5 separate regions of the Mus musculus genome follow, and regions 1, 2, 3 and 4 are each linked to region 5. A link is a loop called in an ENCODE intact Hi-C map of the cell type or tissue named here. Cell type or tissue: heart. All regions are shown on one strand. Region 1 has its middle 45 kb from the start of Gnaz. Region 2 has its middle 32 kb from the start of Gnaz. Region 3 holds the start of Bcr (BCR activator of RhoGEF and GTPase). Region 4 holds the start of Gm40692 (a long non-coding RNA gene). Region 5 overlaps Bcr (BCR activator of RhoGEF and GTPase).

What was found. A loop is a pair of places that touch in the nucleus more often than their neighbours do. Peaks named below come from ENCODE experiments on the same cell type or tissue, not always from the same donor. Only the 100,000 strongest peaks of a DNase experiment are listed, where the experiment ranks them.
Region 1: a loop joins it to region 5, with 6 times the contacts of the local background. A loop is called at or near these places in 32 of 42 quality-filtered maps.
Region 2: a loop joins it to region 5, with 5 times the contacts of the local background. A loop is called at or near these places in 38 of 42 quality-filtered maps.
Region 3: it touches region 5 in a loop (7-fold over the local background); 40 of 42 quality-filtered maps call a loop at or near these places.
Region 4: a loop joins it to region 5, with 8 times the contacts of the local background. A loop is called at or near these places in 2 of 42 quality-filtered maps.

What each region holds. Positions count from the first base shown.
Region 1 is chr10:74,920,018-74,925,017 of GRCm38, forward strand. No RefSeq gene overlaps it. Among named protein-coding and RNA genes, the nearest start is that of Gnaz, 45 kb to the right of the region's middle. In heart, CTCF peaks have their summits at 1,065 (motif pointing left) and 3,018; no DNase peak of the experiment used is centred here; H3K27me3 peaks cover 2,133 bases.
Region 2 is chr10:74,932,286-74,937,285 of GRCm38, forward strand. No RefSeq gene overlaps it. Among named protein-coding and RNA genes, the nearest start is that of Gnaz, 32 kb to the right of the region's middle. In heart, CTCF peaks have their summits at 2,926 (motif pointing right) and 4,890 (motif pointing right); no DNase peak of the experiment used is centred here; H3K27me3 peaks cover 320 bases.
Region 3 is chr10:75,057,579-75,062,578 of GRCm38, forward strand. It overlaps Bcr (BCR activator of RhoGEF and GTPase), which reads left to right and starts at 3,318. Exons shown (of 23, transcript NM_001081412.2): 1 at 3,318-4,732. The coding sequence starts at 3,448. In heart, a CTCF peak has its summit at 1,964; DNase peaks (open chromatin) are centred at 2,003, 2,993, 4,213 and 4,713; H3K4me3 peaks cover 2,995 bases; H3K27ac peaks cover 2,155 bases; H3K27me3 peaks cover 1,110 bases.
Region 4 is chr10:75,018,614-75,023,613 of GRCm38, forward strand. All of the region lies in intron 4 of Rsph14 (radial spoke head homolog 14 (Chlamydomonas)), which reads right to left. It overlaps Gm40692 (a long non-coding RNA gene), which reads left to right and starts at 4,588. Exons shown (of 4, transcript XR_003948909.1): 1 at 4,588-4,693. In heart, a CTCF peak has its summit at 2,722 (motif pointing left); no DNase peak of the experiment used is centred here; H3K27me3 peaks cover 501 bases.
Region 5 is chr10:75,148,681-75,153,680 of GRCm38, forward strand. All of the region lies in intron 8 of Bcr (BCR activator of RhoGEF and GTPase), which reads left to right. Among named protein-coding and RNA genes, the nearest start is that of Specc1l, 61 kb to the right of the region's middle. In heart, a CTCF peak has its summit at 2,850 (motif pointing left); a DNase peak (open chromatin) is centred at 2,741; H3K27ac peaks cover 280 bases; H3K27me3 peaks cover 1,672 bases.

The sequences.
Region 1 (5,000 bases), 230 kb before region 5:
GTCAATAATAATCCCTTCTTATATTCAATATAACTAAAAGTGAAATGTCATTATTTGGCCATCTGTATCTACAAGCTGTTAAAAAAAACAGTGTCGTATTTTTCATTTCCTCCTACTGGGTTGCCCATCCAGCCTTAATACGGCATGAGGTGCCTAGTCTTACTGCAACTTAATATGCCATCTTTGGTTGATATCCACAGGAGGTCTGCCCTTTTCCAAAGAGAAACAGAGGAAGAGCAGATGGGGTTGGGGGGGGGGGCCTTGGAGGAGAGGTGGGAGGGGAAACTGTGATCTAAGTGTAATATATAAGAAAAGAATACATTTTTAAAATTTTTAAATAATGTCATTTTCACATTAAAGGACGTGAAATTATCAATGTTGGTTAGATGAAATGGGTGAGCTAACGTCATCCGACATGATATGACCAAAGAAACAAGCTCTGTCCAGTTCAAACGCTGCTGCCTTGTGAACAGGTTTTCACAGGCTTTAAACTCCTCTGACAGCAGTGACTTGTCAGAGTCACTTCAGTGGCTGTGGTTTCTAAATTTAGAGAAAGTGGCAACTACACTTGAACTGTGTGAAAATCGCCTGCTGATCAATAACACGGAAGCCTGAATTACTAGTTCGATAAACAACAGTGCTGTCCCTTGCCTCGGAAAACTGTTTTGTGAATCCAGGCTTCTCAACCACAGCTTTCTAAGTATGTTCTCTTATCCAGAGCAAGTGCTGCCTGGAAAGTCCTTAGAAACGTGCATTGAGAGACTCCAGATCTACTACATCAGCAGGGAAACAGGGGTGAGGGTCAGCAAGCACACCTGCCGTGTCCCGGTGCTGCCTGCCATACATCTGTTTGTACACATGCAAGGACCCAGTCCCACGGCCACTGGCCGCATGGGTAATCCTGTTTGCACATCTGTGGTGTCCAGTGCCACCAGGTGTTGGAGTGGCCACATCTGTTCACACACCTGCCGTTTTCCAACATCACCCCATGGGACCACAGGCACGCCAGCTCTCACATCAAGTGTGTCTCATCTCTGCCACCTGGTGGCACAGGCATACACATCTGCATGCCCGCCACAGCTCAGAACTGCCAGTGTGTGGCAGTGTGGGCACACTCATTCATGTGCTTGCTGTGTCTGCGGGGCCACGAGGCGTGTGCTTACCTGTTTGTACACCCATGTCCTGCACCACACTGTGGCGGTGTAGGTCTGCCTGTTCACATGCCCGCTTTAAATCACAGCAGCAACGTCTGGCAGTGCAGATGTTTGCACTTTTAATGTTCCAGAGCAGCAAGGGCACACCTGAGAGTGCCTGTCAGTTCCCAGCACTGCTAAGCGTCTGCGTGGCCACACCCATTCACAGCTATTGTGTCCCAGCGCTGCTACATAAGTAGGGCATGCCTCCTTGTATGCCAGTCGGGTCTCAGCACTGCTATGTGGTAGCTTGAGCATGCACCTGACATGAAACAGGGCCTGCACCTGGCAATGTGGGCATATCTGTTTACACGCCCACGGCATCCCAGCCTCTCTGGGAAGCTTCAGAGCATCTAGTCATCCCTGCTGTATAGCAGGGTCACCACTTAGCAGCATAACCAGGCCTGTCCGTGTGCCTTGTCCCAGTGCCACCATGTGGAGCGTGAGCATGCCTACTTGTGGGAAAGCCTATTCGTGCCTGCTGTGTCCCAGGGCCTCATGTGAGAGTATGAACAAGCCTGTTCACAAACCTGCTGTGCCCCCATAACACCCCGTAGCAGCGCAGGCATACTGTAGCCTTCCCGGCCTTGAGCAGGCTGAACAGACCTTGAACGCTTGCCACAATGGACCTTATCGACCTTGGTGGAGTCATCTGCCTTGGCTGCACGTGCAAGTTCCCACAGGAACTTAGAAGAAGAGACTGCCACAAGACCGCCTGGCTTTGCAAAACAAAGGATGGGTTCTGCGGGCTTTCCCTATACAAATGCAGTGCTGAATATTAAACTTGGAGCCTTGGCTTGGCTTCATTCTTCTCTCACTGCCCCTCACCACCTCCTTTTCATTTCCAGCCCCCCTTTCAGGTGAAACCAGCTCGACCATAAGCCTCTGGACGGCTACACATACCTGTGTGCCTGCCCACTGTGTCCTAACTTTATCATGTGGTTCCGTGGACGTGCTTGTGTCCATGCCCCTGCCACATCCCAGAACCAAGTGTGGCAGCACCAGCAGGGCTGCTTTTGCTCCTGCTGAGTCCCTACCCCACCAAGCGGCATGATAGACAACCCTATTCCTACGTCTGCACGTGTTAGCACTGCCACATCGAGGGTTCACCTGATTATCCTTGCCATTTCCCAGCTCTGCCTAATGGCTATGCAGCCCTGCCTGTCCATGCGTGTGGGGCCCCAGCATCACCATGTAGGATAGACATGCCTGTTTGGAGGCCTGCCATTTCCCAACATTGATACCTGGTGGCTTGAGCATGCGTGGTCACAGCAGCTGTGCACCAGGACCTCCACCTAGGGGTGCGAGCATGCCTGTTCATGCACTTGGCACATCCTGGCATCAACACGTGGTGGCACAGGTAGTCCTGTTCACACGTCTATCAAGTCCCAGTGCTGCCACATTAAAGCATGAGTGTGTGTTTATCTGTCTGCCGGGTCCAAGTGATGCACCTGTCACTTAGATGCACCTGTTTACATGCCAACCATCTCCTAGCTCTGCCACGAGGTGCCTGGGCACACCTGTTCAAGCACCTGCCATTTTCCAGCAAGGCCATGTGGTCCAAGCAAATCTATGTGTATACCTGCTGTGTCTCAGCAGTGTCATCTGATGGTGCGGGCATGTCTGCCTATAGGCCTTCCATGTCTGGAGGCAGCCACCTGTTGGCAAGAGCATGCCTGTTCCTGCCTCAGCGGTGTCCCAGAACTGTCATGCAGTGACTCATAAAGCCCTGTGTATAATCACCATTGCTGCCGAGTTCCAGCAGTGACACATAGCACCATGGGCACATTTCTGTATGCCTGCCATGTCTCAGTGCCACCACATGGTGGTGTGGAAGTGCCTGTGTGTGCCTGCCAGGTCCCAGGGCTTGGCAGCACAGACATTCCGGTCTGTGCCCACGTCCTGTCTCAGTACTGATGGGTGGCAGCAAAGGCACACCTGTTCGTTTCTGCTGTAGCCCAACACAGTCACCTGATGCCTGTTCTCCCTTGTCATCTCCCAGCAATGTCACATGATGTAAACAAGCCTTTTTACATACCTGTCATATCCTAGCTATGCCTTGTGGCAGTGAGTGTGCCCTGCTCATGCCCGCTGTGTTCTGGCACTGCCACATGGGCCTGTGTCCCTGTGTAGGGGTAGGAGCTGATACTAAATTCAGGTTTCCTAATTAACTCTTGATTTGGTCAATAAAGAAGGCGAGAGCCACCTGCTTGGGCGAAGGGGAAAAGGTGTGATTTCCGGGTCCCAAGAGGAAGAGAAGGGACACAGGGAAAGAGAGGGCTTTTCGGCAGGTTTTGGCACGGGAGGCACGCTACAACCACATAAGATCTTGGGTGGCTGAAAACGGTGATCTCTACCACAGGCAGTTGGCTAAAATAGGTTAGCTAATAAAAGTCCAACAAATGTGCAGTGCGATCTGGCTAGTTTTAAAACAATGGAGCTGTCTAGTGGTTTTCTTCTAAGGTGGGCAGGAGAAAGAGAAGAGCTGGGGCGGTAGCTGGTGGCTTGGCGAAGCTAGCCAAAGGGAAGTGATTGGAGTGCAGACAGCAGTTCCTGGATTTCCCTGGGTGGGGGGTAGTTGTGATCAAGTTGAAGTAATGGGGAACCCAGAGACATCAGAGCATGGGCCACGCATGGAGCAAGGAGGTAACGGGGGGGGGGGGGGTTGTTTATTTTCTTGTTTATTTGTTTGTTTGTTTTCAATTTTTTTCCTTCTCGCTCCAGCTCCGCTCGCTCTGGCCCAAAGATTTATTTATTTAAGTACACTGTAGCTGACTTCAGACATACCAGAAGAGGGCATCAGATCTCATTGTGAGCCACCATGTGGTTGCTGGGATTTGAACTCAGGATCTCCGGAAGAGCAGTCAGTGCTCTTAACCACTGAGTCATCTCTCCAGCCTGCGTGTTTTTAAAATTACACACAACATCCCTGTGACCGCATCTGGCAATGGGAGCATGCCTGTTCATACATCTGTCGTGTCACAGGGCCAACACAGGCCAGATAGGAAGACCTGATCATACATCATTCTGAGTCACAGTGATACCTCGTGGTGGTGACATGAGCCTCTTGGCTCATCTGCAATATACAAGCAATGCCACGTGGTGGGTACAGGCATGCCAGTTAGTGTGCTTGGTGTGCCCCTGTGAGGCTACGTGGTATGGTGCTACAGGCATGACTATTGACTAACCCGCTATATACCAGTGCCGCCACATGGATACGTGTCACACTTGTTCAAGTCCTGCTGAGCGCCAGTGCTGCCATGTAGTGGCACTGCCACACCTATTCGCACATATGCCATCTCCCAGGGCCACGACAAGGCAGTGAAGGCTTGCCTGTTTGCACACCTGCCATGTTACAGCACAGGCACCTGGTGGCGTGGGCCTACATGCCGTGGCCCAGCCTCACGACGTGGAAGCATAGGAAGAGCCGTTCACATGTCTGTCGTACCAAACACCATGGCATGCAGCCCGGGTGCCACCCCGAGTCCACTTCTCCCCCTTGGGAGAACTGGCCCCATTGCTGGAGGTGAGGAAGCTTAGCTGCGAAGGGTGCAACGTGGGGCCAGCAGTGAGTGCGCAGGCAAAGAATATACACACCTGGGAACAGCTTCAGAGAACTGGTTTGGTTTAATGGCAGAGAGAAAGGGGCACTTATGCTTCTGGGAAGGTGGACAGAGTCTCTGGGGCAAGGACAGTGCAGCCATGTACAATTGACCAGGACAGCCGTGTTGGAAGATGCTTCATCTGCATGCTCAAGGGTTGGGCATCCAAGGGGAAAACCTTCGAAGGTCAAACAAGTGAAGCCTG
Region 2 (5,000 bases), 220 kb before region 5:
ACACCAAGTGTCTGTTTTCAGCAAAACAACCTCTCACGTGTCTGCTTCAACAAAACATCCTCTCATAAGACAGGTTCTGGAAAAACATCAGATGGCACAACTGAGTCTCCAAAGAAACCAGAGATGTCTTCTTCACATGTGGTACATGCGTGTCTGCTTGCCATAACCTCACCCACCACACCACATCACCATATCATGGGGATGACTGTCCGTGTGTCTGTCATGTCCCACAGAGTGGCACAAGAATATCTGTTCATGTCTACCATGTCTGAGCACCACCACATTCTGATGTGGGCATGCCCAATATGACATACAGGCGCCACCACATGGTATCATGGTACACCTGTTCACGTACTTCCTGGGTCCCAGTGTCAAGACATGGTGACGTGGATGCCTGTTCTCACACATACCAAGGTCCAGCACTGCCACATGCCTGCACGGGTGTGCCTGCTTGCACACCAGCCTTGTCCAAGTTATGCAATGTGTCAATGTGGGCGTGGCTCTTTCCTCACCTGTCATGTCCCAGTGATGAGCAGTGGTGGCAGTGGGTTCCTGTTTGCATGTCTGCTGTGTCCCAACAATAAGACATCTGCCATGTTCTGTGCTGCTGCGTGGTAACACGGACAAACCTGTTTACATGACTGCATGTCCCGTCACTGCCAAACCCGCCATATCACAGTGTCTTCACCTGGCAGCCTTAGAACTGTTTACACCCATGATTTCTCCCAACAGCGCCACGTGGTGGTTCAACATGCCTGTTTATAAAATAGCTGTGTCACAGCACTGACACACAGGGCTGCATAGACAGGGCCTATTCAAACATCTACTGAGTTCTAGGGCCACCGTGTGGTGTACAGCACACCTCTTCACACCTGTGGAATCCCCCAGCACCACCAAGAAGCACAGCTGACACACCTGTTTGCACACGTACTAGCTCTGGCACCTGCCACAGTAGGCATGTCTGTTCACATCCACGCCATGTCCCAGCCTCAAAAAATGTGGAAGTGTGGACAAAGGTGTCTGCATTCCTGCTGAATCCCAGGAATACAATACCTGACCTGGGTATACCTGTTTGCACACCCGTCGTGTTGCAGCACGGCCACCTGGTATCCTAGGCATACCTGTTCACACATCTGCCACATCCTGGGACTACGACATGGCAGCCTGAGCTCCTCTGTTTGCATGCATGTTGTAACCCAGTATTGCTATGTGGTGGCATCCACAACCCATGTGTGCTGGCCCTATAACATCACTGCCGTGTGACGACGTGAGCCTGCTTTCTTCACATGTCTGCCATATCCCATCACCACAAAGAAGTGGCACGGCATGTCTGATCACACACCTACCACATTCCCGCAGCATCACATGGTCATGCCCGTTTGCACAACTGCTATGTCCCAGACGGATCCTCCAGATGGCAGCATGTTCGTGCAACATGCTTGCACAACCTGTTCGTGCAACAGCCATGTTCCAGTGCCAGTACGTGGCTGTTTGCCTGACTACTCTGTCCAAGAAATACTGTTTAGCATCACAAACACAGACGCCTGCTGTGTGGCAGCATTCTACACTGTGGAGCAAGCGTTTCCATTCACGTTCCTTCTGTGCCCCAGCAATGCCATGTTGTAATGCAGCCATGCCCGTTGGCCAGCCTGCTGTGTCTGTGCCTGGTCACAGCATGAGAACGCCTGCTTGCATACCTGACCTGTCATACAGCAGGACTGCCACAATGGTAGCACAAGTGGTCCTGCTCATGCCTGTCAAAATCCAAGTACCAATGTGTGATGGTGTGAACAGGTTTGCTTACGTGTCTGCTGTGTTTCAGCAGTGCTGCCTGGTGGTGCGAGCATGCCGGCCATCTCTCATCATTCCAAGTGGGGCACAGGCATACATCTTCGCATGCGTGCCATCACATGTCTGCCATATCCCAGAGATGGCATGTCATGGAACAGGCATATCTGTTTACCTGCCTACCCTGTCCAGTGCTGCCATTTGGTAGCACGAGTACATTTGTACACATGTGTACAAGTGTGTGTCCCAGAACCTGGCAGCACATGTGTGCTTGTTTGTACGCTTGCCATGTCCTGTCACTGCTTTGTAGCGGCACAGACATGCTTATTTGCATATGCTATGTCACAGCACTGCCTCATGGCCACAGGGACGGATGTGTTTGGTTTTCTGCCATATCCAACCATGTGGTAGGTACATGCCTGTTTACATACATCCCCTATCCCAGTGGTGACATGTGGTGGCGTGTATATTAACTGTTTACACAAGGGCCAAATCCACAGCCACCATGCAATGTCACAGAACACGTCTGGGAACCTGAAGAGGCCCTAGTGCCAGCACGTGGTGGCACAGGTCTGTGTGCACGTCCACCATGTGGTGCGTGGGTGTGTCAGGTCTGTGCCACACGGTGGCGCAAGTATGTCCGAGTGTGTGCCCACTGTGTCCCAGTGCCACCACCCAGTGCCACTGGCTTGCCTGTTTGCACACCTGCCGTACCTCTATCACTACTTCCGGGTGGCCCAGACACACCTGTTCACAGCTACTGTGTCACAGTGCTGCCAGCACAGCAGCACAAGCTCATATGTTTGCATGCTTGCTGTGTCTCAGCAACGCCACAAACGGCTGTTTGTGTGGCTGTCCTATCCCAGCCATGCCATGTGGTGGCACAGGCATGGCCAGTCACTCGCTTATCATGTCCCAGCATTGCCTGCTTGCACCTTTGTGGCAGTTTGTGCATGCTTGTTCACATCTGCTGTGGTCCAGTACCACCATGTGGCAGTGCAGGCACACTTGTGTGCTCCTGTTGTATCCCAGTGTGGCCACCTGGCTTTGCAAACGTGTTTGTTCACACAGCTACTGTGCTCCAGTGCCAAAATGTGGTGGCGTGGGCAAAGCTGTTCATGCATCCGTTGAATTCCACGTGGTGGCGCTAGACTACCTGTTGGTACTCCTGTGTGTCCCAAACTATCTGGCAATACAGGCATACTTGTTTGGGCACCTGCAGTGCCCCCGTACTACCTTGTGCATGCCTGTTTACAAGCCTGCTATGTCCCAGAGCCACCACATGGAGGCATGGGCTCACCTGTCTCTGCACCTGATGGGTCCTATCACTGCTACCTGGTGGTGCAGGCATGCCTGCTCATGCCCACAGTACACCTGCCATAGGACAGAGCTCACTTTTGAGTGTGCCTCCAGTGTCCTACAGCTGCTGTGTGCTGGGCCCTGACTCATCTGTTTGTACACCTGCTGTGCCCAGACCAGGCACCTGGTGGTGTGTTCACACATGTCCCATGTCCCAGCCTCACAATGCAGAAGCTCAGGCATTCCTGTTCGCACACCTGTTTTATCCCAGTGCCACCAGGTTTGCACACCTGCCATGTTCCAGAACCAAGACATGGCAGCCTCGGCTTGCCAGCTCACATACATGCAGATGTATGTCAATATGTGACAGTCTAGGTTTGCTTGTTCACTCATGTGCCACTTACTCAATACCAAAACATGGAGGTATGGACCCCTGCTGTGTTCCAGCACTACCACTTAGCAGTGTGCACATGTCTGTTCCCTTGTCTACCATGTCCCAGTGCTGCCACATGATCATGGGCATGCTTGCTTCCATGTCTACCATGTCCCAGTGCTGCCATAGACTGGGTGGGTACACAATTCCCATGTGTACCATGTCCCAATGCCAACACATGTTGCATGTGCACAGCTGTTCCCACATACGCCATGTCCCAGCTCAGTCATATGTTGTTATGTGTATGCCTGTTCCAATACTTACCATGTTAAAGCAATGCCACATGACAAGTGTCCCTGTACCCTATCATGACCATGTGATGTGTAAGCATGCTTGCTCTGACATATGTCATATCCAAGTGCTGACACATTGGCATGGGGGCACCTGCTCCCACGTGTGTTATGTTCTAGCACTGACATATGTTGGTGTGGGTACGCCTGCTCCTATGCATGATATATTCTAGAACTACCACATGATAGCATGGTCACATGTATTACCATGCATTTCACATGGCAACATAGGACTTGCATCTACATGCCCATGCCATCCAACAATGGCATGGAATGTGTGTTCACATGTGTGCCATGTGCCAGCACCATTGTGGGATGGCACAGGCAATACATGTGCACATATGTGATATCCCAGCATTGTCACATGATGTTGTGGGCATCCATGTTCACACATATGCCATGCCCCAGAGTAATCTCCTGTCAGAATGTGTATGCCTGGTGACACATGTGGCATGGCCTAGATCAATCATATGGCAGCTTGGGCACACATGTCCATACACATGCCATGTCCTGGTGCCATCACTTATTAGTGTGCATGTGCCTGATCTCTGGCATGCTATGACCTAGAGGTGCCAGGTGGCTGTGTGGGCACTCCTGCTTGCGCACATGCCCTGACCAAGGACATCATGCGGTGCAGCATGGGCACACCTACTCACACCTGTCATGTCCTGATGCCACCTCCTGGCAGCACTGACACACCTGTTTCCACACCTGTAGTGTCCTGGCATCAATACACGGTGGTATGGGTGGGCCCATCTGTAAGTCAGCCAAGTCTCAGTGCCACCATGTGTTGGCACAGTCACATCTGTTCACACCTGTGTTGTATCCCAGTGCCAGTACCTGTGGCACAGGTGCCCATGCACGAGGCACACATACTGCGTCCCAATGCTGCATTGTGGAAGCAGAGGCAAAACCATCCACATACTTGCTACATCCTGCACCAACATATGAGGCCTGGGTGTGCCAGTTCTCACACACTATTTCCCAGGGTCTCTATGGAGTAGCTAAAAGCAAGCCTGTTTGCACATTGGCCAAAGTCCCAGTGCAACCAACATACACATGCTGTTCCTTAGAGCCACCACTTGGTGGCACAGGCATGACTGTGTGTGCACCTACCATGCCCCAGTACTGCCATGTGCTGCCTGGGAGTGCCTGTTTTCATGACTGCCATGAACAGGGCTGCAGTGTGT
Region 3 (5,000 bases), 91 kb before region 5:
GCATAAGGCCCATTTGGTGACTTGACTTGCCTTTAAAATGAAGCCTAAGTCTCTTAGGGATATAGAAGCCTACCTATGATCTTACCTCCTGCTCCCCACACCGACCTCATCTCCTAATTTAGCTGTTCCTCAAATAGCTACTTTCTGAAGCCTCTTTCTTGTTCTCTATCTCATCTGCTATAGCCCTAGCCCACTGCCCTAGCTGTGGCCCTAGCCCACTGTCACCTTGTCCAGGCTAGCCCTTCCCCAACTTTTGCCTTATTCTCTGCTGACCCAGCTCTGCCTGCCTTCTCTTTCAGTCTGTTTGTCTTTTGTGCTCGCTCTCTCTCTCTCTCTCTCTCTCTCTCTCTCTCTCTCTCTTACACACACACACATCTCTGCTGGCTGTGCTTCTTCTGGGCCATACATATATCCCAATTTGTCCACTACTTGCTGACAAATAATCTGAAAGCTTGCAAAGTTAAGACCTAGCAGAAACAAACTCTGGAAGGATGAGATAGACTGTAGTATGGATGATCCTTACGCCTCTCCTTACCCTGTCCTGCTAGTGAAGGACAGATGATGAGAACGCGCTATAGGAAAGGAGAGGAAGGGAGAGGAGAGAGGCTCTGTGCAGAAAAGAACCAGAAGCTTAGTGTTAGCCAGGGTGGTCCTGAGGATGAAAGGCTTTCCTTGGCTGTCTGACGGGGGGGGGGGGGGGGGACCACTATCTGGCTGTGCCCTTGTACTCAACGAGCACTTTGCTATGTCAAGAGAACAGAGCCTGCAAAACCCAACGGACAGCTTCTGAGTTTTAAAAGCAAATTTATTTATTTATAAAATATTAAAAGCTAGCATGCGGGCGCATAAACATAGTCCCAGCTGCTCAGGAGGCCGCAGCCAGAAGTGGATCACTTGAGTCCAGAAGTATGGGCCCTCATCTCAAAATAAATGAACGGTTGAGTACATGGAAAATATTTACAGGAGAGGGAGAGGGAGGAGTGTGGTTCAGTGGCAAAGCGGATGCTGAGCGTGTTAACAGGTCCCGGGGTTCCAACTCCCAGCACCTCACACACCAAAAACTCTGCACAAATTATCATATGGATGAATGGCAGCACCCTCTCCCACCAAAGTACTAATTGCTGTTCCACACATTAATGGTTATATGGGCCCTACCAAGCCTACTGGGAACTTAAGGACCCAGTCAACAGGGGGGGGGGGGGAGAAGAAGAAGAATGTAGTCTTTGGAAGAGTCTCCTTTTTTCAGATGGCCAGGAAATAGGGTTCCAGAGGCCTGAGCTCTTCTCGTCTCGCCTGCCTGGCTCACTTATTGAATGAGCCCATCAGATCATTATGGGCGGCAGCTAGTATTGATTGTGACCCTGTGAGGTCACGGCTTTGGCTTTTTTTTCTCTCCGTTCTCTCTCCCCTCCCTCTCTCTCTCCTCTGTCTCTTTCCTCCCTGTATCTGTGTGTCACTGTCCCTGTTTGTCTCTGTGCTCTGTCTCCATCTCTCTTCTGTCTCTCTCCTGTCTCTGTGTCTCTCTGCCCCAGTCCCCTCCGCCACCCCCCCCTCCCCGTGTGTGTGTTATCTGTCTGTGTCTTTCTCCTTTTTATGTACTGTTAGGGATTAATCCATGTCTTACCAAATAAGACCTCTACCATTGAGCCACGCCCCCAGCGAGGATCAGGCTTTTTAACTTGCTCATTCTACCAAGGAAGTACTTCACTGTTGTGCTTCTGGGATGCCTGCTCTCTCTCTCTCTCTCTCTCTCTCTCTCTCTCTCTCTCTCTCTCTCTCTCTCTCTCTCTCTCTCTCTCTCTCTCTCTCTCTCTTTGTTTTTGTTTCAAAGCTCAGAAGTCAAGTCACCAGCAAAACTATTTCTTCTCTGCAATTGCGTTGTTTACTGCCTGCTGGGCAAGAGGTAGGCGGGGAAGGAAGGAACAAGAGATTAAAAATGTCTACAGAGGGCAGCAGCGAGCTGCACAGCGCTCACAGAGTTCCTGAGCGGGGCTCCAAAGACTCGCCAGCCCTACCAACGTTAACACAAACTGAACCCTACTAGGTGCAGACAACAGGCTGGATGGAAGCGAGTTCCAGGGCCGGAAAGAGAATCCCGGCCTAAGTCAGGGAGGCCCTGCTGATCTGGCTGCTGGCGCTGGGCTCTAATTCTCTAGAAAAGCATGATAACAGTTTATAACCAAGGAAATAACAGTTGTGGAAGCAGGTGTTCTGGTTTTATCTCAGAGCTCGGGGAAACTGAGGCACGGAGATGGGAGAAGTGGTCAAAATTGAAGCTGTTCTTCAGCTGCCAAATCCTATTGCCTTTCACCTCACCCAGCAGGCTGGCCTGGGTTTCATTTTGTATTCTGGAGAGTTCCTGCAGAGAGCATCTCTGCTAAGTGCCTCAGATCCCTAAGCTTCGTTGGGAGCCATTAAAGATTTCCTGTCTTCCACCAGCTCTGTTGCTGAGAAGGAGGTGTGCGATCCTTTCACAGAAAGAAAAAGACCCCGAAAATACTACATTGGCCTCCAGAGGTCAAAAGTCATTACTCAGGAAGGGAGATACGTTGACCGAACAGATGGGGAGACATTCCTAAGTTATCATTCAGTGTAAGGAGTCCGGTGACAACTGAGTGGCCATTGTGAAGCTTCATCACCCACCTCCAGCACCAGAGGTTCACTGGCTAGCACCCGGGCTGTTGGCTTGCACCGTTGACCTGCCCCGGTTGATTTCTCAATAGTTTGGGCCCTGCTGGGTGTTCATTGGTGCGGTCAGCACCGAGGTTGGTGGATGCAGAAAAGAGGAAACAGGCATGAGAGTCTCCGTGGTGAAAGGATCGCTTCGAATCACCCGGTCTGGGGCGCCTCTGTGTACAGAAGGGGATCAGACCGGTTAGCAGCCGTCCCGGGTCCGATTTAAGGACCCAACGCTCTTCCCGCGGCGCGGCCCCTTTAAGAGGCGCGCCCAGCCCCGTCAGCCGCTCCGCGGCCACCGCCCCCCGGTCCTCCCCTTCCTGCAGCGCTGAGTGCGGGCCGGGGCGGGAGTGCGGCGAGAGCTGGCCGTGTCGAGCGGAGCGCCTGCCCGGAAAGCTGCGGAGCGGGGCGGGGCGGCGCGGGAACCGGAGGCGAGGAGCCCGCGGGGCTGCGGCCGTGGGCCGGCGGTGGGCCTGCTCTGCGGAGGACGGCTCCCGCCGCCGCCGCGCGCGCTGCGGAGCCCCGCACACAATAGCGGCGTGCGCAACCCCGCGCCCTTCCCCCCGCCCGCGCGCGCCCCCCACCCCCAGCCGCCGCCGCCGAGCCTCCCACCTCACCTGCGGCCCCCGGGGGCGGGCATTGTTCGCCGCCGCATCCGCGGGGCCATGGGAGCCACCGGGCTCCCCAGCCCGGGCCCGGTGAGAACGCCGCGCCGCCGCTGAGCCGGACTCCGGGCGCGCAGCTCGGCGGCGCAGGTGAGCCGGCCGCGCCATGGTGGACTCGGTGGGCTTCGCCGAGGCGTGGAGGGCGCAGTTCCCGGACTCGGAGCCGCCGCGCATGGAGCTGCGCTCGGTGGGTGACATCGAGCAGGAGCTGGAGCGCTGCAAGGCCTCCATTAGGCGCTTGGAGCAGGAGGTGAACCAGGAGCGCTTCCGCATGATCTACCTGCAGACGCTGCTGGCCAAGGAGAAGAAGAGCTACGATCGGCAGCGCTGGGGCTTCCGCCGTGCAGCGCAGCCCCCCGACGGCGCCGCCGAGCCCCGAGCGTCCGCCCCGCGCCCGCCGCCCGCGCCCGCCGACGGCGCAGACCCGGCGCCCGTCGAGGAGTCCGAGGCGCGGCCGGACGGAGAGGGGTCACCGAGTAAGGGGCGGTCAGCGTCCGCCCGCAGGCCAGCGGCTGCTGCATCGGCGGACCGGGACGACCGAGGGCCCCCCACCAGCGTGGCGGCGCTCAGATCCAACTTCGAGAAGATCCGCAAGGGACCTGCCCAGCCCGGCTCTGCCGACGCCGAGAAGCCCTTCTACGTGAACGTCGAGTTCCACCACGAGCGCGGCCTGGTGAAGGTCAACGACAAAGAGGTGTCCGACCGAATCAGTTCCCTGGGCAGCCAGGCCATGCAAATGGAGCGCAAGAAGTCCCAGCAGAGCGCCGGGCAGGGCCTGGGGGAAGCACCCAGACCCCATTACCGTGGGCGCTCCTCGGAAAGCAGTTGCGGCCTTGACGGTGACTATGAGGATGCAGAGTTGAATCCCCGCTTCCTGAAGGACAACCTAATAAATGCCAACGGCGGCAACAGGCCCCCTTGGCCGCCCCTGGAGTACCAACCCTACCAGAGCATCTATGTCGGAGGCATGATGGTGGAAGGGGAGGGCAAGAGCCCTCTCCTGCGAAGCCAGAGCACTTCAGAGCAGGAGAAACGCCTAACCTGGCCTCGCAGGTCCTACTCGCCTCGGAGTTTCGAGGACAGCGGAGGTGGCTACACGCCGGACTGCAGCTCCAACGAGAACCTCACCTCCAGCGAGGAGGACTTTTCCTCTGGCCAGTCCAGCCGCGTGTCACCAAGCCCCACCACCTACCGCATGTTCCGGGACAAGAGCCGCTCACCCTCGCAGAATTCGCAGCAGTCCTTTGACAGCAGCAGCCCCCCGACGCCACAGTGCCAGAAGCGGCACCGGCAGTGCCAGGTTGTGGTGTCTGAGGCTACCATCGTGGGTGTCCGCAAGACTGGGCAGATCTGGCCCAGTGATGGGGACAGCACCTTTCAAGGGGAAGCAGGTGAGTGCCTTGTGTGGGCATACTTGGACCTGTTCTGGACTCTTGAAGTAGATTGGCATGGGAGAAAATGGGTACTTTTTGGAGTGATTTTCAAGTGCTTTTGTGCCTCTTTGGCCCTGCGCCTGAACTGACTCCACCCCCTTCTTCCTGAAGGGGAATGGATGGGGGTGGGGGAATAGAAGGGAATGGCTGGTGGTGTGCTCTCTTGGGTCTAGATCTAGAGCAAGGTGGGTTTTGCGGAAGTATTGGGAAAGAGATGGCCACGTGC
Region 4 (5,000 bases), 130 kb before region 5:
TCAGCCTGTGTAGATGCTTTATTCCCTCCCTAGCTCACCTCCCTACACTCGCCCATTCACAGGGCAGCATAAGCAGATTCCATTAATTCGAGTTCATATAATATAGCAGTTTCCACTGATTCATCGGTGAGGAACCGTCTGACCCATCTCCTTCCTCCTAAGGGCACAGGCTGACCTAAGAGGCCCAGGGGAGGCCTACAGGGTAAATACCGATGTCCAGCTTTAGCAGGGAAATTGGCAACCTGTCTTCCAAAGGAAATTAAGTGAGAAGCTGGTGACAGGAACCACCGAAGGGGCTCGCCGATGCTCTGCTGGCACTGTCTAGCCTCCCTCCCAAGACACATCGCCATCGGGGATCACCACCTTCCTCAGTGGCTTGTACGGTCACTGATGCAGGGCATCCTCGATGGTGGCGGCCCTCGACAGCAGTGCTCCGCAACGCACTCCTAAGATGCTATGACCGTTGATTTTGCTTTACAAAAGGGGAAACAAAAGGGCGTGGGACGTTGGCTCAGTAGGCAGAGTGCTTGCTGCTCAAGCGTGAAGATCAGGGTTCGGTTCCCAGCACTGGCGTGAGAAGCTGGGCATCATGGTGTGGGTTCGAAATCCCAGTGCTGGAGAGGTGGAAACTGACAAGGGTTCAAATCCATGGTGCTTACTGGCCAGTCAGCCTTGCCTATATTCCAGTAAAATCCCCTGCCCCGACCCCCCACACACACCAAAAAAACAAAAACAAAACAAAACCAAGTGGACAACGCCCAAGGACTAACATTTAAGGTTATCTGTTGCCTACACCACACATGCACGCTCGCGCGCACACACACATTGCCTATGTGCACACACTCCCAAAATATCAGAGACCCCAACGGGGACAAGCAGCATGGCAAATGACTTGGCTAGTCTACAGCAAGGAAGGATTGTGTGTAGTCTGTCTAGGCCCTAGAGAAAATACTAGACATCCAGGACAAATGGGCAGAGTGTGTGCCCAGCTGGCACAGGGACGAATGTCATGGGGAGGCAGGGGTAGCAACACTACACTATGACGATAAGAGGATAAGCAGCCTCCAACGGCTGGGTGGCACCCTGAGGGACTCATCTCACCAGTAGAGGCCTAACAAGGAGCCTCAGGACGGGGATAGTTCCCACTCCAGCTGCCAGCCAAGCATAGCTTTGAGTATGCTCCCAGAGGCCCCCATCCCTGTGGTAATTCCATTGGTAATAGGCTATTTTGAACCCCGGAGATACCATACAAACCTAATGAAAAAGAGCTGATTAAGCCAGCTTCTCCTAAGAGAAACAGTGAGGGTAAGTTCTGGGACCCTGGTCAGTCCTGATAGGGATGGACAGGAAAAGGCTCTATCCCACTGGAGGTGCCGGGGGAAGGGGGTAAGAGTGGAGAGAAAGGGGGTACCCAGAAACTCTGATAACAGGGAAATAAATAGATCCTTGTTGTCAGGCATTATCTTAAAGGTCAGGGATAGGAGCAACTTGGGCTGTCGGGCTAAGGACACATGCCATTTTCAAAACAAGAATTCCTGCCATTCAATTTTGCCAGTGAAGACTCGGGAGCCAGATGCTGGGATGAAAGCCTGCTAGCTCAGAGAGGCAGAGAAAGCACCCAGCTGACCTTCCTACTCCACTGGCATCCCAGAAAAAGAAAAGCTCCTCTTCTCCTCCTCCTCCTCCTCCCCCTCCTCCTCCTCCTCCTCCTCCTCCCCCCCCTCCTCCTCCTTCTCCTCCTCCCCCTCCTCCTCCCTGTCTTAAATATCCTTCAACTCCTAAGACCCTCCTTTCTCTTCTCTGGGTTTACTTATTCCACTCCCTGTTAACCGGTTGGCCGGTTGTCAACTTGCTCAGCCTCTTGACCTGTTGTTAACTTTATTTAGCTCTTGCTTACAGAAAGCTCTTGGATGAAAGGTTTGTGCTAGGGCTGAGCCACACCACTACCTATTTACAGTCAACAGAAAGCTCTTGGGTTGAAGGTGTGTGCTCTGGGTTGAACCACACCATGAGGATTTTCCAGTTCACAATCTTGGGGTCCACAGTGTGATTAAATATCCAGCAACAGACATAGGTATAGCGTCAGATGCAGGAGTATGTCGCCTGCCTGGGGCTAAGCTGTCCATTGAAGGGAAAGTTTCTCCATCAGTCCATCACTTCAGGGAACGACCAGTCCCAGCAGGTTCATCCCCCTGTGACAACAGCTGCCCAGACCCCAGTCAAGCCCAGACAGTATGACTCCAGGGCAGCTCTCTGCAGCATCTCAAGCTGGCCAGGTTCAAAACCACATTCAAGACATCTTCTTGTGGTACCCAGGCCCCGCACTGGGATAGAAAGATGCTGCAAAGCTGGGGAATGGTTTGTGATTACGTCTGATCAGTCAGGGCCTTGACCCAAGTCCGGGCATCCCACATTGGAGCCAGATCACTGCGGTAAGTTATACTACCACCACTACATCTAGGCCAGGGTCTGAGAGCCTGGCACAACCGGAGGGAGTTACATGAAAATGGACCAGGCCCAAACTCACCCAAATACCCAGCCAGTGCCTGACACAGAAGAGGATCCTGGGTGGGCAATCAAGGCCACTAGTTTCTAGGGAACGTGGCCCAGCAGCCCCTCTGTGGCATTTACCTATTCTGTTTTGGTTTCTCCTCGCTTAATAGGGCAACAACCCCTTAGGGCATGAGACGGGCCCAGGCCCTAGTCCTGCTGCACCCCCTGCTGGTTATTCTGGGAACAACTCAGACCTTGGTAGCGGCAAGGATTCAGAAGGAAAGACCTTTGCCGAGTACATCCACCAGTTAAACAATATTAACTACACTCAAGGTAGTCCGGAGGCAATGCCATGGGAGATGCAATTAACAAAACAAAGAACTTCTAAATGCTGCCATTGACAAGGAAGCCCCATAATATATGCTGCAAGCTAGCAAGTCAGGTTCCCACCAACTAGCAACTGCCCAACGTCACATACTGATAAGAGGGACGTTTGAAGAAGAAATCCACGCCCCATCCAAAGCCCAGCTAGGACACTGTGAGGTACAGCCACACCACTGAACCCAAAAGCCACAGACAGCACCCGAGTGGTCCCAAGGTGCATGCACCTCCCCAGGCACGGACCACACTGCCTCCCTTCCTCTGACAACTTACCCATCATTACCCAAGCCCCTGATGCCAATCTCTCCACCAGGCTTCCCTGGCCTGCCTTCTGGGGACCTCACCCGCAGTGATCAGCACCCATCAAGGCAAATGGCTCACACTGAGGTCTTCAGAAAGGCTTGTGTCGGTTGGGCTTGTCAGCCCAGCAGACTCCCTGTGTCGTTTGAGTTCTACAGGAAGATGGGGAGCATCCGGGAGAACCCAGGACACTTTTCAGAACCCTGGTAGTATTGATTGGCAGCAAGGTCTAGAAGGAAGATGGGCAAAGCTCTATTGTGGGTACAACCTTCGCCAGCTGCTCAGGAAAAGTAAGGCTGTTTCCTAGGAGACACGGCAGAACGTCTTCAGGAGCTCAGGATAAGTGGGACTGTCTTCTCTAGCGATCCCTACCTCAGGGGGGAAACACAAAGGCAAAGCTGGTGAGACCAACTTCCAAGTGAAGAACTTTAGGGCCAACTGAATAAATAAGGAGACGCTTACCTATCTCATTAAAAACAAAACAAAACAAAAAACAAAACAAAACAAAAAGCTGTCTCGGGACGGAAGGGTTTATTTGGTCACGGACCCCAGAGTCGTTCGTTATAGGGAAGGCTCGGCAGAAGGGGCTTGAGGCATTTGCCGCGTTCATGCTCACAGAGAGCAGGGAGTAAACAATACGTATAATCCAAGCACACTTTCTCTTTCTCGTCTGGATCCCAGCTCAGCAGCCTAGGGCTTGATACCACACACAGTGAGTGGGTCTTCCGGCCCCAAAGAACGTACCCAAGATAGTCCCTCACACGCATGCCCAGAGCCCATCTTCTAGATCCTAGAATCCAGGTGATTCTAGAGCTCATCAAGTTGGCAGTTGAGTAGAAAAGGAATGTACTGGCAAAGTGGGTCCCAGCTCCCCCAGAGGCACTGGACAGAGAGGAGCCAGGGGTAATGCTGATTCGTTCTCACTGGTCGTGCCCGTGGACAACACCATACAACAGTGAGCTTCCAGAGCATACCATTGGGTTAGCTGACAGGATGGCGCTAGCTGGGGAAGGGCAGGCTAGGAAGCAGTTCTGATAGCCTGCAACAGTGAAGCAGGTGTGCATCTGAGGTGTGGTGGCTTGAATATGCTTGGCCCGTGCAAAGTGGCACCATTAGGAGGTGTGGCTTGGTTTGAGTGGGTGTGGCCTTGTTGGAGGAAGTGAGTCAGTGTGGGGGTGGGGTTTGAGGTCCTAGGCTCAAGCTCAGTCCAGGGCGGAACAGAGCCCCCCCCCCCCCCACACACACACCTATAGAAAACAGTCTCCTGCTGTCTTAGGATCAAGATACAGAACGTTCACCTCCTTCTCCAGCTCCATGCCTGCCTGGACGCTGCCATGTTCCTACCATGATGAAAATGGACTAAACCTGTGAACCTGTAAGCCAGCCCTAATTAAATGTTGTCCTTTACAAGAGTTGCTTTGGTCATGGTATCTCTTCACAGCAGTAAAGCCCTAACCAAGACGTGAGGCCAACATCACCTTCACCGGCAGACTCTAGGGGAATCCCTCTTGTGTACCAGGTAAGTCTGTGCAGAAATGTCCACTACTCTTTCCCTGTGCAGCCTGGAAGTGGAAAGAGCTAGCATGGAAACATGTGAATGGCATTTGATTCAACGTGTATACGTCTCTCAAAGTTGTAATATTAGGGCCAGTGAGGTGGCTCTACAAGGTAAAAGCACTTGCCACACAATCCTCGTCACCTAAATTTTATCTCTGGAATCATGTTTTTTCAAAAAGCGAATGCAGTAGCAAGAATCTGTAATCTAAGTATTCCTAAGGCAAAAATGGGGGAACCAGAATTACTCAGAAGCCCATGGGCCAGCAAGC
Region 5 (5,000 bases):
CCCTTGTGGAGGGAGGCGGGCAGTGGGTTCCGAAGGTGCTTTAAGAAGGAAGGAAGCCAGAGGAATAGTGCCAGCGAAGGCTGAGGGCAAGAGGCAGAGGAGCTTAGGTAGAGAAGAACACTAGGCGTTCCTGCTAATGCTTGAAAAGAGTTGGGGGACTAAGGATATATAGATCTATAGACCTGTATAGCTATCTATATGTATACTGATCTATAGATCTATATAGGTCTGTATATCTATATATAGAGCACTTGCCTATCATGCTTGAAACCCTAGACTCTGTTACAGCTACAAGTACACACACACACATACACACACACATGCACACACACACAGAGTTGTTGAAAAGTCAAACCAATTTGCAAGAGGTATGAAGGAGCGGGTGGTGAGCAGAGGTGAGAGAAGGAAGGGTGAGACACCCCCCCCAACCCACCAGCCCTGAGTGGTAAGCAGTGCTTGCTTGCTGTCGTGAACTGGGACACAGAGCCCACAGCCCAAGCAGAAGAACCAGAACTGTAAGTGTACCCCAATATCAGAAGACACAAGAGCCCTGGGCTCAGTCCTCAGTACCATGAAAGCCCCAGCAAATGGTGCCCAGTAGCCCTGTGAGGTCCTATGGTATGTTGTTTCATTTACTCTTACCCACTCCACCACAAAAAATGCCACCAAGCAGGCCTTTCCCTCTTCACTTTACTTCTTCTGTCTGTGGCACTAACTTGGAACCCAGGGCCTTGTTTGTCCCAGGTGAGCCCTTTGTCATTGAGTTACAGTTCAGCCCCTGCCCCAGCCACCCAGCCTGACAGAAACCGAGGCTGAGATGAAGTAACCATGGTGCAGCAAGGAGAGAGAGGGTGTGTACGTTACGTCTACAGAGTGGGAGGCCCTGGATGGGCAGGAGGGAATCCCGGGTCGCCCCTCACTCCCAGGGTGCCCAGCAACATCACTGCTTAAGTGGCAGGCAGTGGTGTCCCTTGTCGCTAGTAATTCCTACGTGAACATAGAGGAACACCTAGGGAGTACCCCCTCCCTTCACATAAAAACACACAGAGATTGTCATCCATTGCTCTGCCCTGCACTATGGGGACACAGACACCTGCATAGGGTCTCCTGCCAACACAGCACACAGAGAAAGCAGGACCCATATTGTTGTGTTCTATAAAGAAGAAAAAGAAGAATGGGAACGTTTGGTGGAGGTGCAGTATGGTGAGGAGGAAGGGGGTCCTTCTGCTGAGGCATTCCTTCCCCTGAAGTATGACAGGCAGTATAGTGTAGAATAGAGTTTATTTGTAGCATGGGGAGAGGAGTTGATGGGGCAGTGGGGGGTGGGGGGGGGGGAGTAGAGGCCGGCAGTGAGTATGTGGAGGAGGAGGGAGGGAAATGGGAGAGAAGGGATGGAGGGGGGAAAAGAGCAAGAAAAGAGAGTGAGGAGGGGGCAAGCAGCCCCTTTTATAGTGAGTCAGGCATACCTGGCTGTTGCCTGGTAACTGGGGTGGAGCCTAGAAGGAATGCCAGCACACAAACAGACAGTCTCTGTCACTCACAGGAGCATGCACACATCACTGGGTCTCTCCCTCTTCTCTCATGCACACTCTGGCCATTTCAGCCAACCAGTCCCTCTGAATTACAACTCTAGATCTAGGTCCAGCAAGGTCCTGGGCTATCTGTCTGTCCTTTAGCTCTTTATTGGGACAGGGGTGGGGTGGGAGGCTGTACTGGATGAGACTCTGCGTCAACAGCTGGCTAACTAACTGGCTGGCCTGATTAGTTTTTAGCACACTGTTGAGGCTGCTAGCAGAGGTGGCTTAGCCTTGACCTTTCCTATGTGCCCCGGAGAAAGCAGGCTGGACAGGAAGCCATGGCTGAGTACCCTGTGCTTCTGGGCCTACCAGGCTGATGAGCACTTCTGAGTCAGGTGTCTCCTGGGCACACAGAGACTGAGCCTGAACTGCCCATTGATGCCATGTGAGCTGGCCCAGCCAGACCTGACTGACCAGAGTCGACACAGGAGCCAGGGTCCCAGGGAGGGGACGGAGGAGGCCGCACAGGTGATGGTGACTCAGAAGTGGGGGAGGCTTCTTAGTTAATGGTCAGAGGGACAAGGCAGCTGTTTCCCAGGAGGAAAGAGATAGAGGACAATAGAAGTGAGACCATGTTAGCCGCTCCCCGCACGGTAGATCCAGCTAGGTAGGCTCAGAGCAGCATTCAGCCTGGCCCGGCTGACCTCCTGAGCTATGGAGGAGGAATATTTCCCAAAATCAGGGATCTTGACCATAAAGCAAGGCAAAACCCTTAAGACTTGGTCCTCCGTGCCTGAGACAGTCCCCATCCTATAGGACTGAGGACTTCCCTGTCTCCCCTTCACCCTCTGACCCCTCCATTCTGATTCCCAGCCTCCCTTCCTGGATGGGCTGTTGTTAATGTTTGAGTCCCCACCTGCTGTCACAAGGCTGCATGGCCTTCCTCCCTGGCTGCTGGATGTCCTGTTGGGATGGAACTGCCCATGCCCTGGGGTTCAGAAGCAAGAGCCCACGTTCCTTCTCACAGTCAGTAACTTGCACACTCCTGGAATAGCTTTCGCAGACTGAGGGCCAGGGTAGCAGAGCTAGCTGGGAAGTACTTAGGGGCCCGTGACAAAGCTGGAGAGAAGGATTTAGTAACAGTTGAGATATCAAAAGTACTTGCCAGGACCAAGCTAAGTCTGCCTCTTAGAACCTCTTAAGCTGGCATGCCATTGAGAGAGCATTCAGTGCCAGGGGACTCTCCTCTGAACATTACTGACCCACAGCTTCTAGGCTGATCTTAGGATTCCCTCTGCTGGTTATTACAAAAAGTTCAGTTACTTTGTATAGAGAAAAGACTGCCACCTGGTGGTCTGGAGACCCACTTCTGTGTCCTTACTGAGGAAGCTGCCACACAGTCATTCCTGGGCAGATATTACTGCCCTAGTACCCTCCTGTATTTCTACCACTGACCTAAAAATCTAGATACCCAGTCTCTAGAATCTGCCCTCCAGCCTCACACATTTCTACATGTGTATAGTGTTGCGCTGGGGAGATAGCTCAGCCGTTAAAGGCTAGGATCGCAGCCCCCAAAGACAAATGCACGGATACGGTTTCTTGAATCTTGTAGCTACTCTCACCCAGAAAGCCTTCCACCCTGTGGAGGTGTGTGTGTGAGAGAGGGAGGGAGTCATGGTCTTAGCATGCTGGTCATCTTCCTGTCCTTCCACATGGACACCCGTCTGTAGGAAATACTTGGCTGTCTTGTGCAAACAATCAGGCAGCCATGATGAATTGAGCTGCCTGTATTGGTGACATGTCCCCATCTCTCCATGCCAGGGAATGGCTGGGGCCCTGTCCAGACTGCACCAGAGTGTGAGAAGTAGGATTTATAGCGACAGGCACAGAGGAATCACTGGGCGCACCGCACAGCCCCAGTCCACTGTGATGAGGGCAGGGAACATCCTGCTCCCTGGGGGCCGCGGGGTGCAGCTACACCTCAGGCTGGGGTAGGCAACAGGCTTTCGTGTGCTTCGTTGTCAACATCTGCCCTACAGATCCTTCCCAGGCAGCATGGAGAGCAAACAGCCTCTAGAAAGCCTTCCTGAAGCCAGGTGCTTCTGTGGGCCTGTGAGCTCCTGAGGTCAATGAGCATGCTGCTGTATGCAGTGCTGCCTTGGGATGGCCTTTCTGGGGCCATTTGCTTATCTTTGAATTGGGCATGGGGGTGGCTCACAGTAGCAGTACCTCATCCTACCTCTGTCTTCTGCGTGGCATGTGAGATGTCTGAATGTTGTTTTAATACACTGATGACTTACCTTATTGTGCCTGCTTAGCCACGTCTTGGGCTGTACACGTGAGGTGGACTGACCCATGGCTCTCAGACGGGCTGTTGAGGTAGAGAAGGCTCAGGACCTGCAGGGAGACACTCTTCATATTCTTATCCTTGTCCTAGGCCCTGCCCACCCATGTCACACATCCTGTGCTGCCTACCTGTTCTGTTGGCTTTGTACTTAGGCAACAGGTGTCTGTCTGGGTAGGGGTCAGAGGTGAGGTCCAGACATAGGCCCACATCTTCTTGAAGCCTTCTGCATTAGACTCAGCCCATGCCCTCAGCACTGCCTCTTCTCAAAGAATTCCTGGGTCCACCTTCTCACTACTTACTGAAAGGCTGCCCAGTCAGTTCCTGGAGTACTGTGTGTGCCTAGGAACAGTCCCTTAACAGGAGTACCCCTTCTGTGTGGCTGATCTCAGGCCAACGCCTCAGGAGGCAGTGGTCACCCCAAAATGTTGTCCATCTCTGCCCCATCCTCTGGTGCTCTTCTATGGACCAAGCATCTAGGAAGAGCTTGGAATAATTGGCTGGACAAAAGAGATGCCAGCAGCCGCATCTATTGGCAAGCAAATAAGATAAACAGAACATTTTAGAAAGTTAATATGGGCTGGTGAGATGGCTCAGCAGGTTAGAGCACTGACTGCTCTTCCGGGGGTCCTGAGTTCAAATCCCAGCAACCACATGGTGGCTCACAACCACCCAAAATGAGATCTGATGCCCTCTTCTGGTGTGTCTGAAGACAGCTACAGTGTACTTATTTATAATAATAAAAAATCTTTTTTAAAAAAAGAAAGAGAGAGCCGGGTGTGGTGGTGCATGCCTTTAATCCCAGCACTCAGGAGGCAGAGGCAGGCCGATTTCTGAGTTCGAGGCCAACCTGATCTACAAAGTGAGTTCCAGGACAGCCAGGGCTATACAGAGAAATCCTGTCTCGAAAAACCAAAAAAAAAAAAAAAAAAAAAAAGAAAGAAAGAAAGAAAAGAAAAAAGATAGATAGATAGATAGATAGATAGATAGATAGATAGATAGATAGATAGGGGGGGGGCTGGAGAGCTGGCTCAGCGGTTAAGAGCACTGACTGCTCTTCCGAAGGCCCTGAGTTCAAATCTTAGCAACCACATGGTGGTTCACAACCATCCGTAATGAGATCTGATGCCCTCTTCTGG